Regions from separate parts of the Homo sapiens genome. Here regions 2 and 3 are each linked to region 1. A link is a loop called in an ENCODE intact Hi-C map of the cell type or tissue named here. Cell type or tissue: dorsolateral prefrontal cortex. All regions are shown on one strand. Region 1 has its middle 13 kb from the start of SUN2. Region 2 has its middle 25 kb from the start of APOBEC3H. Region 3 has its middle 5.2 kb from the start of APOBEC3B-AS1.

Region 1 (5,000 bases):
AGGGATTCTGCTGCCACAGAAAAAACAACAACAACAAAAAAAAGACAACTGGCCTGGCCAGCTGCCCTGTGACTCACCCTGGCTTGGCGCCTGCCACCTGTATCCAGGATGAGGATGAGCAGCGGGAATCCTTCCGACCCAGGCACAGCAGGCGAGTCTGTCTCCCCCTAGGGGCAGCTGGGAGAGTCATGGGCATAGCTTGGCTGAGGAGCTCCGGTGGACCCGGGCCCACCCCAGTCTTGGGGCAGTGGTTGGCCAGGCTGGGCCCAGGGAAGGGGGATTGATGTCTCATAGGCTCGGGTCTCGTGGAAAGGCCGAAGGGCTGTCAGCAGACATGGCCCCATGTGCACCCTGAACTCAGGGAAGGATGTTGGCTCAGTCCATATTCCTCTCTGGGCCTCTGTTCTCCAAGAGAAGGGCATGGCCATTGACTGCTTTCATTATCTTGTGCCAGGCATGGGGTTCCCAGTGAGTGAGACCCCGCAGGGCTGTCCTCTGGTGCAGAGAAGAGGGATTTGTGGGGTCACACCAGGACTCACATAATCACGTAATGTCCTTATAGTCTCTTTAGTCCTGCTTCAGGTCGCTCCTCTTTTTTTTCTTTTTTTTTTTTTTTTGAGATGGAGTTTCGCTCTTGTTGCCCAGGCTGGAGTGCAATGGCGCGATCTTCGCTCACCGAAACCTCTGCCTCCCGGGTTCAAGCCATTCTCCTGCCTTAGCCTCCTGAGTAGCTGGGATGACAGGCATGTGCCACCACGCCTGGCTAATTTTGTATTTTTAGTAGAGGAGGGGTTTCTCCATGTTGGTCAGGCTGGTCTTGAACTCCCGACCTCAGGTGATCCACCTGCCTGGAACACTCCCAAACATAGCTAGCTGCATGGCCCATTCCCTCCCTGGCCCTCTGCTCCGGAGTCCCACTGACGTCAGGATACCCTGGCAGAGGGCAGGGGCACTCATGCTAGGCCAGGGATGGCCACTGCTGGTCCTGGGTGGAGGGGCCACCGCGGCACGCCTTCCACAGCCCCAGGGACACCTTCCAGACAGACCATGGGCGCAGCTTCACCTCCCGGGGCTTTCGCTCCTTTACCTGCTAAAAGTGGGGTAGTGACGTCTGCCTTGAGGGGCTGTGGATAGGCCACAGTGAGAACATGGCTCAGGGCTGTGCACATGCCCACCTCCCTTCCTCCCCTGGCTTCCTTCCCCAAACAGCCCACAGGCAGGCCATTCTACAGTTGGGGGAAATGGGCCTGGATCCCTCAAGAACACGAGGCTTTGAGCCTGCTCTGGACTTACTTGTCTGCTTGGCCACATTAGCTGTATGATCCTGGCAGCGCACCTGGCCGCTGTTTCCCCGCCCTGCCTCCTCAGGTGCACCCACAGCTGTACGCGGTTCTAGAGGGACGCTCCTGGGAGGGGGTTGTTTTTTGAGGAGGAGGGGGCGGTACGGAGCAGGCCAGGGTCCCTTTTCAGGGTGACTGTAGGCTTGCAGGGTGGGGTGGACTCTGTTCTATAGGTGACACTCCCAGCCACAAAAAGGATGCCAAGAGGGGCTGGCCCTGCCTGCATTTTCCCTAAACGCAGATGCTGGGGCCTGTGCATCCTACAGCGGGTAGGGAGCCCCCTTCCCCTGCAGGGAGCTCAGAACTGCCCCACTTTAGGCAAACCTAAGTGAAGAATCCGAAGATGCTGTGGAGGGAATGTTGGAGTGTTCCCCAGAGCTTCCCCATCCAATTCCATTATCTTATCCCCTGGGGGAAGAGGATGAACCAGTCACTCCCACGAGCTCCCAGAGAGGCACCCAGCATGGACAGCAGCACTGGGGCAATGAGATTTGGGCACCCAGGTGGGAGCTCTTGGAATAACCTTCTGAAAGGAGGGGCCTCGGAGTGTGGAGGCAAGAGCAGTGGGAGGAAGAGGTGGGTGATGATTGCCAATGGGACCACCAGGTCCCAGGTGTCTCCCTGGACAGGACCTGAGCACCTTCCCCTCTGCCCTCAGGGGCCCTGTGAGACCGGCAATACTGAGCGGCAACATGGGGTGAGCTCGGAGTGGGAAGAGGAGGAGCTGAAGCCCGCAGGCCTGCAGGTGCAGCGAGGTGCGGACCTGCCTGCTCTGAGGTGGCTGCTCTAGGACCTACACAGGTAGGGCATGCAGCAGGTGCTCAATAAATATTTGTGGCTGGGCGCAGTGGCGAGAAGGTGGGGGAGCCTCCACCTCAGCTGCCCTAGTCAAGAAGCCTTGGACTGGCTGGATGCGATGGCTAATGCCGGTAATCCCAGCACTTTGGGAGGCTGAGGTGGGTGGATCACCTGAGGTCAGAAGTTTGAGACCAGCCTGGTCAACATGGTGAAACCCCATTAGTATTAAAAATGCAAAAATTAGTCGGGTATGGTGGCAGGTGCCTGTAATCCCAGCTACTAGGGAGGCTGAGGCAGGAGAATCGCTTGAACCTGGGAGGGGGAGGTTGCAATGAGCTGATCACGCCACTGCACCCTGGCCTGGGTGACAGAGCAAGACTTTGTCTCAAGAAAATAAATAAATAAATAAATAAATAAATAAATAAATAATTAATTAATAAATATTTGTGACTGAAGAGCAGAAGGAAGTCAGGCCTGACTCGAAGCCACCACACCTTTTCTCACTTGGGCCCAATGAGTGTGAAGAGGCTGAGCCTCAGAGAAGGGTGAGGTGAGCCCCCCAGCACCCTCCCAGCAGGCCCCCTCAACTGCAGTCCTCCCAGTGTCTCCCCCAAGTCCTCCCAGGGCTTGGCCAGCCCTCCCAGTGTCCTCCCAGCGCCCCGTTGATGAGCCACGTTATGCCCACATGTGGCCATGAGAGGTCGCCCTGCGCCGCCGGCTGCAGCGAGACTGCGTGGTGGAGGAAGGAGCTCATCTTGGAGAAATAGCAGGATGCGGCCAGGGCAGGATTGGAGGATTGTATTATCCAGAGGGGCAGGGGTGCAGGGATTCCCAACGTTCTGCTGAACAGTGCACCGTAAAGGGGTCCCTTGGGGCATAGACAAGAGATGGGCCCAGGGAGGGGGCGGCTGGCCCCAGAGACACACAGCAAGCCCATGGCAGAGCCAGAGGGTCCCCCGACCCAGGCCCTCACCTCCTGGGCTTGAAGAGGGCCTGCCTGTGTTTGGGGCATGTCACAGTCAGCCTCAGTTGGGTACCCAAGACTTCTGGACTGCAAGGTGGAGATGAGGTCAGAGAGGACAGGGCTGGGGACAGGGAGCGTGGGCTGGGGGCTGAGGGGGGAATTGGCTGACCCGAGGCCACAGTATCCTCCCTCACTGGAGGTCCTGCAGGTCATGCTGGTCACCCCTGTTGATGTGGAAGTGGAGCTGGGTGGGGCCTGGCTTGGTGGCTCTGCCAACTTGGTTTGGACCTCACTGATCCTGGGTCCCCAGACTTGAGGATTAGAGCTGGGCCCTGCTGAGAGGTGGTGGGACCAGGCCATGCTGGGCCTCGCAGGTCAGGTTGAAGCATTGGGTTTTGTCCAGGGAAGTGGATAAACTGTTGGCTGGGAGGTTAGGCCACGCTAACCAGCATGGTCCCTCTGGTTATCATCAGGCAAGAAGTAAGTGGGAGCTGACTTAGGAGGCTGCTGCTCTCCGTGCCTATAGCATAGCTTGAGGCCCAGCTCCATCCCTTACTGGCAGAGCAGGTTACCGGCCCTCAGACCTGGAAGAAGGGGCCTGTGTTCCTCAGGCCTGGCCCTGTGGCATCCCTCTCCTGCAGGAGGCCCTTCGTGGCTCCCCACTGTGGGCCCAATAACACATGTGTCTCGCCCAGCCCCGTCTTCAGCGCTATGCACTCGTCACTCATAGCTCGTTGGCTGCAGTGCCCTGACCGCTCCTCATCTCCCTGGGGCCCACTGAAATCTCTTCCAGCCCCAACTCAAATGTCCCTTCCTCTGAGAAGCCCTCCCGGCCAGCCCTGGGCATCGAGGCCTCCACTCCTCTGGGCTCCCTGGCACTTCCGGCCCCTGGGAACTCAGTGGTCATGTTGGCCGAGTCTGCAGTCAAGGCCCCTGCGGGAAGAGAGCTGCTGCTGGTGGCAGGGATGGGCCGTATCTGGCCATTCCAGGGTCCAGCGGCAAATACAGCATTCAACAAAATGGATGGAGAGGAAGGGAAAAGAAGGGAGCCCGGGACAGAGAAACCGGCTGAGACCCTGTCCTGGAGCCCCTGAGCGTCTGAGCTGTACAGGCCTCACGCAGCCCCCTTGCTTCTCACTGCACTGGGGGCCGGAGGGGCTTGGCTCCAGCCCGGGTACCCAGCACTCTCCTGGGGTCCGGCCTGCTGGAGCCTTATTGAGGAGAAGACAGGGCTGGGCTCCAGAATACTCATTACAGGATGTGTGCCCACCCTGGACAAACCTCTGAAGACGCCAGCCCATCACCAACGTGCTACTGCCTTCTTCAGCTCCACAGGGTCCCTGTGCTGGGGCAAGGACCAGCTAGCCCCATCAGAGATGCCCCTCCCCCTGAATCCTTGAGGGCCTCCTTTCACAGTGGCATTTCTGATGTCCGGTGGGTCGCCTTTCCCTGTTCAGCACCCTGTCTCCATCCTGGCGCGTGCTCCCTGCCCCCAGCCCACCCTCCGGGAGGGAGCTGCACCTGCCATGTGGGTGCTGTTGCCTCCTTCCAAGCCACCCATTTCCGTGCCTTGCCTCAGCCAGTGAAGCCCACACAGGTCTGACCCCTGCCTGTCTCTCCAGAGGCATCTCTTACAGCCCCTCACCCACGTGGCCCCCTTGCCCTGGCTGCACCAAATGGCCTTGTTTTCTTTTCTTTCTTTTTTTTTGAGATGGAGTTTCACTCTTGTTGCCCGGGCTGGAGTACAATGGCGCGATCTTGGTTCACTGCAACCTCTGCCTCCTGGGTTCAAGTGATTCTCTTGCCTCATCCTCCCAAGTAGTTAGGACGACAGGCATGCGCCACCACACCTGGCTAATTTTGTATTTTTAGTAGAGACGGGGTTTCTCCATGTTGGC
Region 2 (5,000 bases), 350 kb after region 1:
AATAGACAACTAGGCCAGGCATGGTGGCTCACACCTGTAATCCTAACACTTTAGGAAGCCAAGGCAGGCGGATCGCTTGAGGTCAGGAGTTTCAGACCAGCCTGGTCAACATGGTGATACCCCATCTCTACTAAAAATACAAAAATTAGCCAGGTGTGGTGGCGTGTGCCTGTAATCCCAGCTACTCGGGAAGCTGAAGCAGGAGAATCACTTGAACCCGGGAGGCAGAGGTTGCAATGAGCCAAGACTATCCCACTACACTCCAGCTTGGGCAACTCTGTCTCAAAAAAAAAAAAAAAAAATCTGCATGTGACTTTTTTTTTTTTTAAATAGTTAGGGTCTCACTATGTTGGCCAGGCTGGTCTAGAACTCCTGGGCTCAAATAATCCTCCTGCCTCGCCCTCCCAAAGATGTGGGATTACAGGCATAAGCCACCATGCCTGGCCTTTTTTCTTTTCTTTCTTTCTTTCTTTCTTTCTTTTTTTTTTTTTTTGAGAAGGAATTTCACTCTTGTTGCCCAGGTTGAAGTGCAATGGTGCGATCTCTGCTCACCACAACCTCTGCCTCCTGGGTTCAAGCGATTCTCCTGCCTCAGCCTCCTGAGTATCTGGGATTACAGGCATGCGCCACCAAGCCCGGCTAATTTTGTATTTTTAGCAGAGACGGGGTTTCTCCATGTTGGTCAGGCTGGTCTCAAACTCCTGACCTCAGGTGATCCACTCACCTCGCCTTCCCAAAGTGCTGGGATTACAGGCATGAGCCACCGCGCCCGGCCCTTTCTTCTTTTTTTTTTAATGGGAGAAGGAGCCAATGCAATGGCTACTCTTTATTGGAAAGAAGAAACTTTGCAGCACATTTTGGGTAACTTGGTGCAGGTGCTCAGTACGTCAGCTGGCGGGGCACCAGCTTGTAATGGGTTCCATAGCTGGGGCATCACTGGGTCTCGCCTTTGTGCAGCCCAAAGCAGGTGATGGTACTGTTGTCCTCTACGCAGATGCAGCCCACTCTTCTCTTGTTGGTGATGGAGAGGACTAAATTAGGGTCTTCTTTGGTGCCTGAAGCTGCCTTTAGGGGTAGTATATTATATGGGTCCGGTCCCTTCCTTGCAGCCATGATGACCTCCCTCTCCAACGCAGTTGCCTGCTTGTCATCAGTAGTGCGATGCTGTTTGCAGGGTAAATAAATTGGAAATAAAGTGAATTCCCACTGGTGGATGAATGTGTAATTTATGGTACATTCACACCATTGACTAGTATGCAGCCAAAATTTCTACAAGAAATTATTGAGAAAAGGGACAGAATGATGTGTATAATCATGTGTGATGGTTAATACTAAGAGTCAACTTGATGGGATTGAAGGATGTAAAGTACTGATCCTGGGTGTGTCTGTAAGGGTGCTGCCAAAGGAGATTAACATTTGAGTCAGTGGGCTGGGAAAGGCAGACCCACCTTTAATCTGGGTGGGCACCATTTAATCAGCTGCCAGTGAGGCCAGAATATAAAGCAGGCAGAATAACGTGAAAAGTCCAGACTGGCTTAGCCTCTTAGCCTACATCTTTCTCTCATGCTGGATGCTTCCTGCCCTCGAACATCAGACTCCAAGTTCTTCAGCTTTGGGACTTGGACTGGCTTTCTTACTCTTTAGCTTGCAGATGGACTATTGTGGGACCTTGTGATTGTGTGAGTTAATACTCCTTAATAAACTCCCCTTTAGATAGATAGATAGATAGATAGATAGATAGATAGATCTTATTAGATAGATAGATAGATCGACAGATAGATAGATAGATCCTATTAGTTCTGGCCCTCTAGAGAATCCTAATACATCACGTGATGTTGTTTTTATAAAACAATGAAAAAACCTACATATGCTCATGCACAAGTACCTATGTTCCTTTGAAATTCTATGATCATGGAGAATATTTCTTGTATTCCAAGATCATTTACATGAGTTATCTGAAGAGCCGTGTGAAGTGGGAGAGAAGAAACAAGGGATGTGGGGAGCAGGGAGCAGTAAACCAAAAAGAAGGCCGGGCAAGGTGGCTCACATGTATAATCCCAGCACTTTGGGAGGCTGAGGCGGGTGGAGGTCAGGAGTTTGAGACCAGTCTGGCCAAGATGGTGAAACCCTATCTCTACTAAAAATACAAAAATTAGCCGGGTGTGGTGGTGCACGCCTGTAATCCCAGCTACTCAGGAGGCTGAGGCAGGAGAATTGCTTGAACCCGGGTGGTGGAGGTTGCAGTGAGCCAAGATGGCACCACTGCACTCCAGCCTGGGTGACAGAGTGAGACTCCGTCTCAAAAAAAAGAAAAGAAAGAAAGAAAGGAAGAAAGAAAAAAGCCAAAATGAAATAAACTGCATTCAAAAAAAGAAATTATACACAATATATTTTCATTTGTTCATTTAAGTGAGAGAGAGAAAGAGATTGTGTGTGTGTGTGTGTGCGTGTGTGTAATATAGAGAAATTCTTAGTGGTCAGTAAAACAACAACATATTTAGGTAGGATGATGTAAAAAGTCAAGTCAGAGGTATTTATATACTTAGAAATGCTTTTCTGCTCTGCCACCAAAAATAATAATAACTAAGAAGAAGAATCAATTTTAGGCTGGGCACAGTGGCTCACGCCTGTAATCCCAGCACTTTGGGAGGTAGAGGTTGGAGGATCGCTTGAGGCCAGGAGTTTGAGACCAGCCTGAGCAACATGGAGAGACCGCAGCTCTATTTTGTAAAAGTTAAAAATAAATAAATAAATATAAAGAATAAATTTCAGGGGCCCTCTAGTGGCTGCACATCATTTTCCTCCACTCTGACAGGTACCCCAGTAGCACCTCTATGACAAAAAGAAACTTAGTCCCGGATGCCACAAATAAACATTGTTATCATGATTTAAAGAGACACGGCCTGACGATGAAAGGTCTCCGTTTAAATCTCCTTGGTTTGTGCAACTCTGTAAAGAATCAATCATTAGATTGCTCAGATCCCGCCATCTCGATCAATCTGAAATACTGTATTTGTGTGTGTCTGGCCTGCTAGTTAAGATGTCTGGAGTGTTCAAAAGAATCAGTCTAGATTTATAATACTAGATTTATAATTAATCAAATTAATAATGTTTAAATGCTTAAGGAAAATTGATTTTCAGAGTTATATTACTTGAATAAATTGAGCAATAAAGTACCAATGTTAATGAGTATTCCTCTCCATACACAAAAATATCTTGAATAAAGCAACTATTAAAAAATCTGTTTTATTACTTAAAATTTTTTTTTTTTTTTTGAGACGGAGTCTCACTCTGTCGCCCAGGCTGGAGTGCAGTGGCGCCATCTCGGCTCACTGCAAGCTCGGCCTCCCGGGTTCACACCATTCTCCTGCCTCAGCCTCCTGAGTAGCTGGGACTATAGGCACCCGCCACCACGCCTGGCTAATTTTTTGTATTTTTAGTAGAGACAGGGTTTCACCGTGTTAGCCAGGATTGGTCTTGATCTCCTGACCTCGTGATCCGCCCACCTCGGCCTCCCAAAGTGCTGGGCTAACAGGCGTGAGCCACAGCGCCCGGCCATTTTTACTTAAAATTAAGATCACCTGCAAGTAACTGAAGCCTCAAAGCCAGAGGCCAAAACCAGACAGAAGCAGGCCTTCTGAGGATGGCCATGCATTTGTTCACCTTACAACCCCAGGTGAACCGGACATGCACAGTGTCAGCTGGATGATCAGACAGACAGGGGAAAAGTGAGCCCCCAAATGGACAGGTGAGAGGCATAGGCTCTTCCTCTCTGGCAAAGTGCTCTCCCTCCAGCAAGGCAGGGACGATGGCCTGCACTCCCGCTGGCCTGACTGCCCTGGCCTGGCCATCAACCGGAACCTGGCCCTCCTTCTCCAGAGGAGACCTCCCCGCATCCCCCCAGCCACATGGCTTCCTTGAAAGATTCCCACCCCCTGTCTGTGGTGGGCAGGGACCCAAATCCCACCACACCCTCCCAAAGTCAGAATGGACCCGGTGAGGCCAGGCGAGATGGCTCACACCTGTAATCCCAGCACTTGGGAGGCTGAAGCGGGCAGATCGCTTGAGCTCAGGAGTTTGAGACCAGCCCGGGCAACATGGTGAATCCCCATCTCTACCAAAAATACAAAAAACTAGCCAGCGTGGTGGTGGGCACCTGTAGTCCCAGCTACTTGGGAGGCTGACGTGGGAGGATCACCTGAGCCCAGGAGCTCAAGGCCGCAGTGAGCGCAAATGGTACCACTGCACTCCAGCAGGGGCAACCAGAGTAATATTCTGCCTCAATAAATAAATAAATTAATTAATAAGAACGGATCCAGTGAGGTGAGAAAGCACCGAAGCCACTGGAGGAGGCCAGCAGAGGAGCACAAGGAGGAAGGAGGCAGGGGGTGCAGGGGCAGGCGGGGCTCAGAGCCATCGGATTCCATCTAAAAGGCAGGGCCCAAAGGTGCAGTCAAGAGGAGGACAGGGAGGTCCTGGGGGTCCGGGGGTGGGGCAGCTTCTTCCCCGCTTTCCCATGGGATTTATTTTCAGGACAGCTGGGCAATTTGGGGAGCCGGGAAGGCTGCACCTGCCCCACCCCAGGCCAGCCGGGCGGCCTCCCTCCCCTGCTCCACCTTCTTGGGGTGCTGCTCTTCCTCTCCCTCTCCCTCTCATGGCACCCGGCCCTTGGGGCCTGCTTCCTCTGTGCCTCCTCCCTCTCAGGACAGTGGAAGAGGCGTCCGCCTTCCCCTGACCCCAGCGACCGCCGTCCCCTCCTCTCCCCTAGTGCCTGCATTCCTTCCTCTTTCCTTCTGCAGCTTTTCTCTCTTGCCCCCTCCCCTCCAGCTTCACAGGAACTTTCCCGCGCCTGCTTTCCTTCGTGCTGTATGGCTTTTCTTTCCAGGAGGCATCCGGACTGAACAGTGAAGCGGCCAGGGATGGGGGGGTGCGGAGGGGGTCGGGGAGGGGGGCGGGGGAGGGCAGTGAAGCTGGGAGGTGGACGGTGAAGCGTGGGGGAC
Region 3 (5,000 bases), 230 kb after region 1:
GTAGTGGCACGATCTCGGCTTACTGCAAGCTCCGCCTCCTTGGTTCACACCATTCTCCTGCCTCAGCCTCCCAAGTAGCTGAGACTACAGGCGCCCGCCACCACACCTGGCTAATTTTTTGTATTTTTAGTAGAGACGGGGTTTCACTGTGTTAGCCAGGATGATCTCGATCTCCTGATCTCGTGATCCACCCGCCTCGGCCTCCCAAAGTGCTGGGATTACAGGCATGAGCCACCGCGCCCGGCCACAAAGTGTTTTTAAGGAAATTTCTATCCACTCTTACTCCCTTTCATCCCGTAACACGTAGCTCTACTAGCCTGCTATTGGGCTTTCCTGCTAATGAACAAAGTTCCATAGCCTCATTCTAAAAATTGTGCACATCTTTGTATATACGAAATACTATAAGATAAAGATGAAGATGTCCCCTCTCCCCTGCAGCAACTGAGGGGGGAGATCTTGCTTTTATAGAACGAGTTCAATGAATCTGAACGTAAGAGTAAAGTCTGGCCGGGCATGGTGGCTCATGCCTGTAACCCCAGCACTTTGGGAGGCCGAGGTGGGCAGATCACCTGAGGTCAGGAGTTAGCAGAGAGCAGAGAGCAGCCTGGCCAACGTGGTGAAACCCCGTCTCTACTAAAAATACAAAAATTAGCCAGACGCGGTGGCGTGCGCCTGTAATCCCAGCTACTCGGGTGGCTGAGGCATGAGAATTGCTTGATCCTGGGGGGCGGAGGTTGCAGTGAGCCGAGATCGTGCCACTGCACTCCAGCCTGGGCAACAGGGCGAGGCTCCGTCTCAAAAAAAAAAAAAGAAAAGAGTCAAGTCTGATATTGACAGAGCATCAGTCCTGATTTTATGTGCTATTGGATACTGGTAGGAACGCTTGTCACTGTTACCAAGCAGCACAAGGGGAGCAGTGTGAGTGGCAACTCTGCAGCCGGCTGCCTGGGTTTCATCCTGCTTCTGCCACTTACTGGATTGTGGCATTTAGCAAGTTACTTAGCACCTCTGTGCTTCAGTCTGTCATATGAAATGGAGATGATAATACAACTTCTTCATTGTGGGTTGTGAGGCTTAAACGAGTTTGTTCATATTCATATTATAGCTACATATATTATAAAGAGCACCTGGCCCATAGTGAGCCATTTAGAATATTGGTTTGTTATCTATCACCAGAAATCTGTCCCTGAAAACAGAGTGTTAAAAATCATCTTGATGGTCGGGCACAGTGGCTGATGCCTGTAATCCCGCACTTTGGGAGGGCGAGGCGGGTGGATCACCTAAGGTCAGGAGTTTGAGACCAGCCAGACCAATATAGTGGAACCCTGTCTCTACTAAAAATATGGAAATTAGCCAGGCGTGGTGGGGTGTGCCTGTAGTCCCAGCTACTTGGGAGGCTGAGGCAGGAGAGTTGCTTGAACCCGGGAGGTGGAGGTTGCAGTGAGCTGAGATTGCGCCACTGCACTCCAGCCTGGGCGACAGTGAGATTCCATCTCAAAAAAAAAAAAAAAATCATCTTGCAGGCAAGGTGCAGTGGCTCACATATGTAATCCCAGCACTTTGGGAGGCTGAGGTAGGTGGATCGCTTAAGCCTAAGAGTTGAAGACCAGCCTGGGCAACATAGTAAAACCCTGTCTCTACAAAAAATACAAAAATTATCTGGATGTGGAGGCGTGCACCTGCAGTCCCAACTACTTGGGAGGCTGAGACAAGAGGATCACCTGAACCTGGGGAGGTCAAGATTGCAGTGAGCTGTGATTGAGCCACTGCACTCCAGCCTGTGTGACAGGGCAAGACTGTATCTCAAAAAAAAAAAAAAAAAAGAAAAAGAAAAAAAATCATCTTGCAAAAGTTGTATAAGACCCATACACAGAAAACTACAAAACTCTACTAAGAACTAAGAGAAAGTTTTTAAAAACACCTAAATCAATGGTGAGATATACCATGTTTTGGGATTGAAAGACTTAATATTAAGAGGTTAAATCGGCCAGGTGCGGTTGTGCATGCCTGTAATCTCAGCACTTTGGGAGGCTGAGGTGGACAGATCACTTGAGATCAAGAGTTTGAGACCAACCTGGCCAACATGGTGAAACCCGGTCTCTACTAAAAATACAAAAAATTAGCCAGGCGTGGTAGCGTGCACCTGTAATCCTAGCTACTCAGGAGGCTGAAGCAGTAGAATTGCTTAAACCTGAGGTTGCAGTGAGCAGAGATCCAGCCACTGCACTTCAGCCTGGGTGACAGAGCAAGACTCCATCTCAAAAAAAAAAAAAAAAGTTTACAGATTTGATGCAATCCTAATCAAATTCTCAGGGTTTGGGGTCAGCTCTTCTGCCCCCTTGCGGAAGCTCTGTAATGTGTGCACTAAGTCAGGATGCCCTCCCTTCCCAGCGGTCAGATTTCAGGGCTAGCCACAGAGACCGCCCTGGCAAGTCTGCTGGGAGGAAGTGAGGCAGCAGCCCTTTTCTGGCATGCTCACATCTCCTTGGCGTGAAGCAGCACCTGGGCCTGCAGCTGCCAGGAGCAGTCCTAGATGGTCCCTGAGTGTCTCTGATCCTGAGCCAAGTGTGTGTCTTTAGCTCCTTGAGGAAGGTCCCCAGTAGGACACAATTAAAGTCAGAGGCAAGAACGATGACATGGGTTCTGTCTCTCCTCGTACGCTCCACAGCTCAGACCTGTGGGTTCCAGCTGGCTCTTGCTCTCCCACACCTAGCATCCCTCATCCCTTTCTGATGGCCCCTTGAACCACCCCGCCGCAGACTTCAAGCTCCAACATCACAGGCAGTGAAGACAACATTTTATGGGGGTTGCTTAACCAGCCCCTGCAACTGGATAAGGTCAGATTCAGATTTTTTAAAATTCGTAAACAAAATATATACATCTTAGTGGTTCTGTTTATTGGCTGAACCCCAACTAATACACCCCTAAAAAGCATTACCGTGGCAGGGTACAGTGGCTCATGCCTGTAATTCAAGCATTTTAAGAGGCAAAGTTGGGGCCGGGTGCAGTGGCTCACGCCTGTAATCCCAGCACTTTGGGAGGCTGAGGCAGGCGGATCACAAGGTCAGGAGATCGAGACCATCCTGGCTAACACAGTGAAACCCCATCTCTACTAAAAAAAAAAAAAAAGAATACAAATTTGGCCGGGCGTGGCGGTGGGCGCCTGTAGTCCCAGCTACTTGGGAGGCTGAGGCAGGAGAATGGCGTGAACCCGGGAAGGGGAGCTTGCAGTGAGCTGAGATTGTGCCACTGCACTCCAGCCTGGGCAACAGAGCGAGACTCCATCTCAAAAAAAAAAAAAAAGAGGCAAAGCTGGGAGGATTACTTGAGCTGGGGAGTTTGAGGTTGCAGTGAGCCATCACTGCACTCCAGCCTGGGCAACAGAATAAGATCCTGTCTCTAAAAAATTAAAAAATTAAATTTAATTAATTAAAAATTTAAAAATTAAAAAAATGTTTAAAAAGCATTATTCTCTGCTGGGTTCGGTGGCTCACACCTGTAATCCCAGCACTCTGGGAGGCCAAGATGGGCATATCACTTGAGGTCAGGAGTTGGAGACCAGCCTGGCCAACATGGTGAATCTCCGTCTCTACTAAAAATACAAAGATTAGCCGGGCGTGGTGGCAGCTGCCTCTAATCCCAGCTACTCGGGAGGCTGAGACAGGAGAATCGCTTGAGCCCAGGAGTGGGAGGTTGCAGTGAGCCGAGATCGTGCCATTGCACTCCAGCCTGGGTGACAACAATGAAACTCTGTCTCAAAAAAAAAAAAAAAGAAAAAAGCATTATTCTCCTACATCTCTCCAAAATTACTTAAAATATTTTAAGGGACAAATGGATATCGATTTCCAATGAGTTCAGGGTAGGCTGTGCTGCTAGACACGGTGGTGTCCGTATTTGAGCTCGATTCCCGTTCTTGCTAGGGTAGCACGTTATCGCTCCTAAATCATTCACGCGTTAAAGACAAAATCATAGTGTGAATTAGGCACACTTAGAACTCAATGATCTTTTTTTCTTTTTTTTGAGGCGGAGTCTCGCTCTGTTGCCCAGGCTGAAGTGCAGTGGCACGATCTCGGCTCACTGCAACCTCCGCCTCCTGGATTCAAGCAATTCTCCTGCCTCAGCCTCCAGAGTAGTGCTCTAGCAAATTAACTGAACCCAAAGAATGGGTCATGGGAACCTCAACTTGAAGCCTGTTGGTCAGACACTCCAGATGTCTGAGCTTTCTACTGGTGTCTAAAGCAGGGGCAGTTTTGGGGACTGGGCCCTCAACCTGTGAGATCTGACACCATCTCAAGGCAATGTTGGATGTGACTGAGAGGACACCTGGCTGGTGCCTGCTGAAGAATGGATTGCTTGTTTGTTGGTGGGAAGAAATCCCCCACATTTGGTCACAGAAGTCTTCTGTGTTGACTGTTGTTGTGTTGGTGCGAGAGCAGAGGAAAAACACGGCTTGAGTTTGTGTGTTTTTCTACACACTCAGTTTCCCAAGCCCTCTTAATTCCCAGCCGTTGCTTGTTGCCTGTTGCTGGGGTCTCCCGGCCAAAGCTGAATGCCTCTTCACAAGACCTTGTCGTGAGTCTTTCTGTGGTGTATCTGTCTGACCCTCACCCATCTGAAGCTTTCTGTAGGATGTTAGGTACATAATCTCTCTTTGACCATGGTTTTAACTCCCGGCCACCAATTCCAGGGCAGATGGAAAAGTCGTGCTTGGCCTTCTAGCACACTTACATAAATATTCCATAAAAGTAAGAATCACCAAAACTGACACAAAATGGAGAAAAATCACTCAGTTAGGTCGATCATCAATGAGGACACTGAAAAGGTAACCAATCCTCACCTAACCTCAGGCCTTGATGGTTTTACTGGCAATTTCTACCAAATTGTCAATGAACAGATCATTCCACATTACAGAGACTATTCCAGAGAAAAGAAAATGATGGGAAGCTTCCCAAATCATGACCGAGGTTTATCACAACCCTGATGCTACAACTGGGCAAAAA

What was found. Peaks named below come from ENCODE experiments on the same cell type or tissue, not always from the same donor. Only the 100,000 strongest peaks of a DNase experiment are listed, where the experiment ranks them.
Region 2: it touches region 1 in a loop (4-fold over the local background); 50 of 110 quality-filtered maps call a loop at or near these places.
Region 3: a loop joins it to region 1, with 5 times the contacts of the local background. A loop is called at or near these places in 58 of 110 quality-filtered maps.

The regions. Positions count from the first base shown.
Region 1 is chr22:38,766,157-38,771,156 of GRCh38, forward strand. No RefSeq gene overlaps it. Among named protein-coding and RNA genes, the nearest start is that of SUN2, 13 kb to the left of the region's middle. In dorsolateral prefrontal cortex, CTCF peaks have their summits at 171 (motif pointing left) and 2,829 (motif pointing right); DNase peaks (open chromatin) are centred at 155 and 2,845; H3K4me3 peaks cover 155 bases; H3K27ac peaks cover 2,180 bases.
Region 2 is chr22:39,119,410-39,124,409 of GRCh38, forward strand. It overlaps the pseudogene COX5BP7. Among named protein-coding and RNA genes, the nearest start is that of APOBEC3H, 25 kb to the left of the region's middle. In dorsolateral prefrontal cortex, CTCF peaks have their summits at 2,796 (motif pointing left) and 2,996; no DNase peak of the experiment used is centred here.
Region 3 is chr22:39,000,937-39,005,936 of GRCh38, forward strand. No RefSeq gene overlaps it. Among named protein-coding and RNA genes, the nearest start is that of APOBEC3B-AS1, 5.2 kb to the left of the region's middle. In dorsolateral prefrontal cortex, a CTCF peak has its summit at 2,361 (motif pointing left); a DNase peak (open chromatin) is centred at 2,365.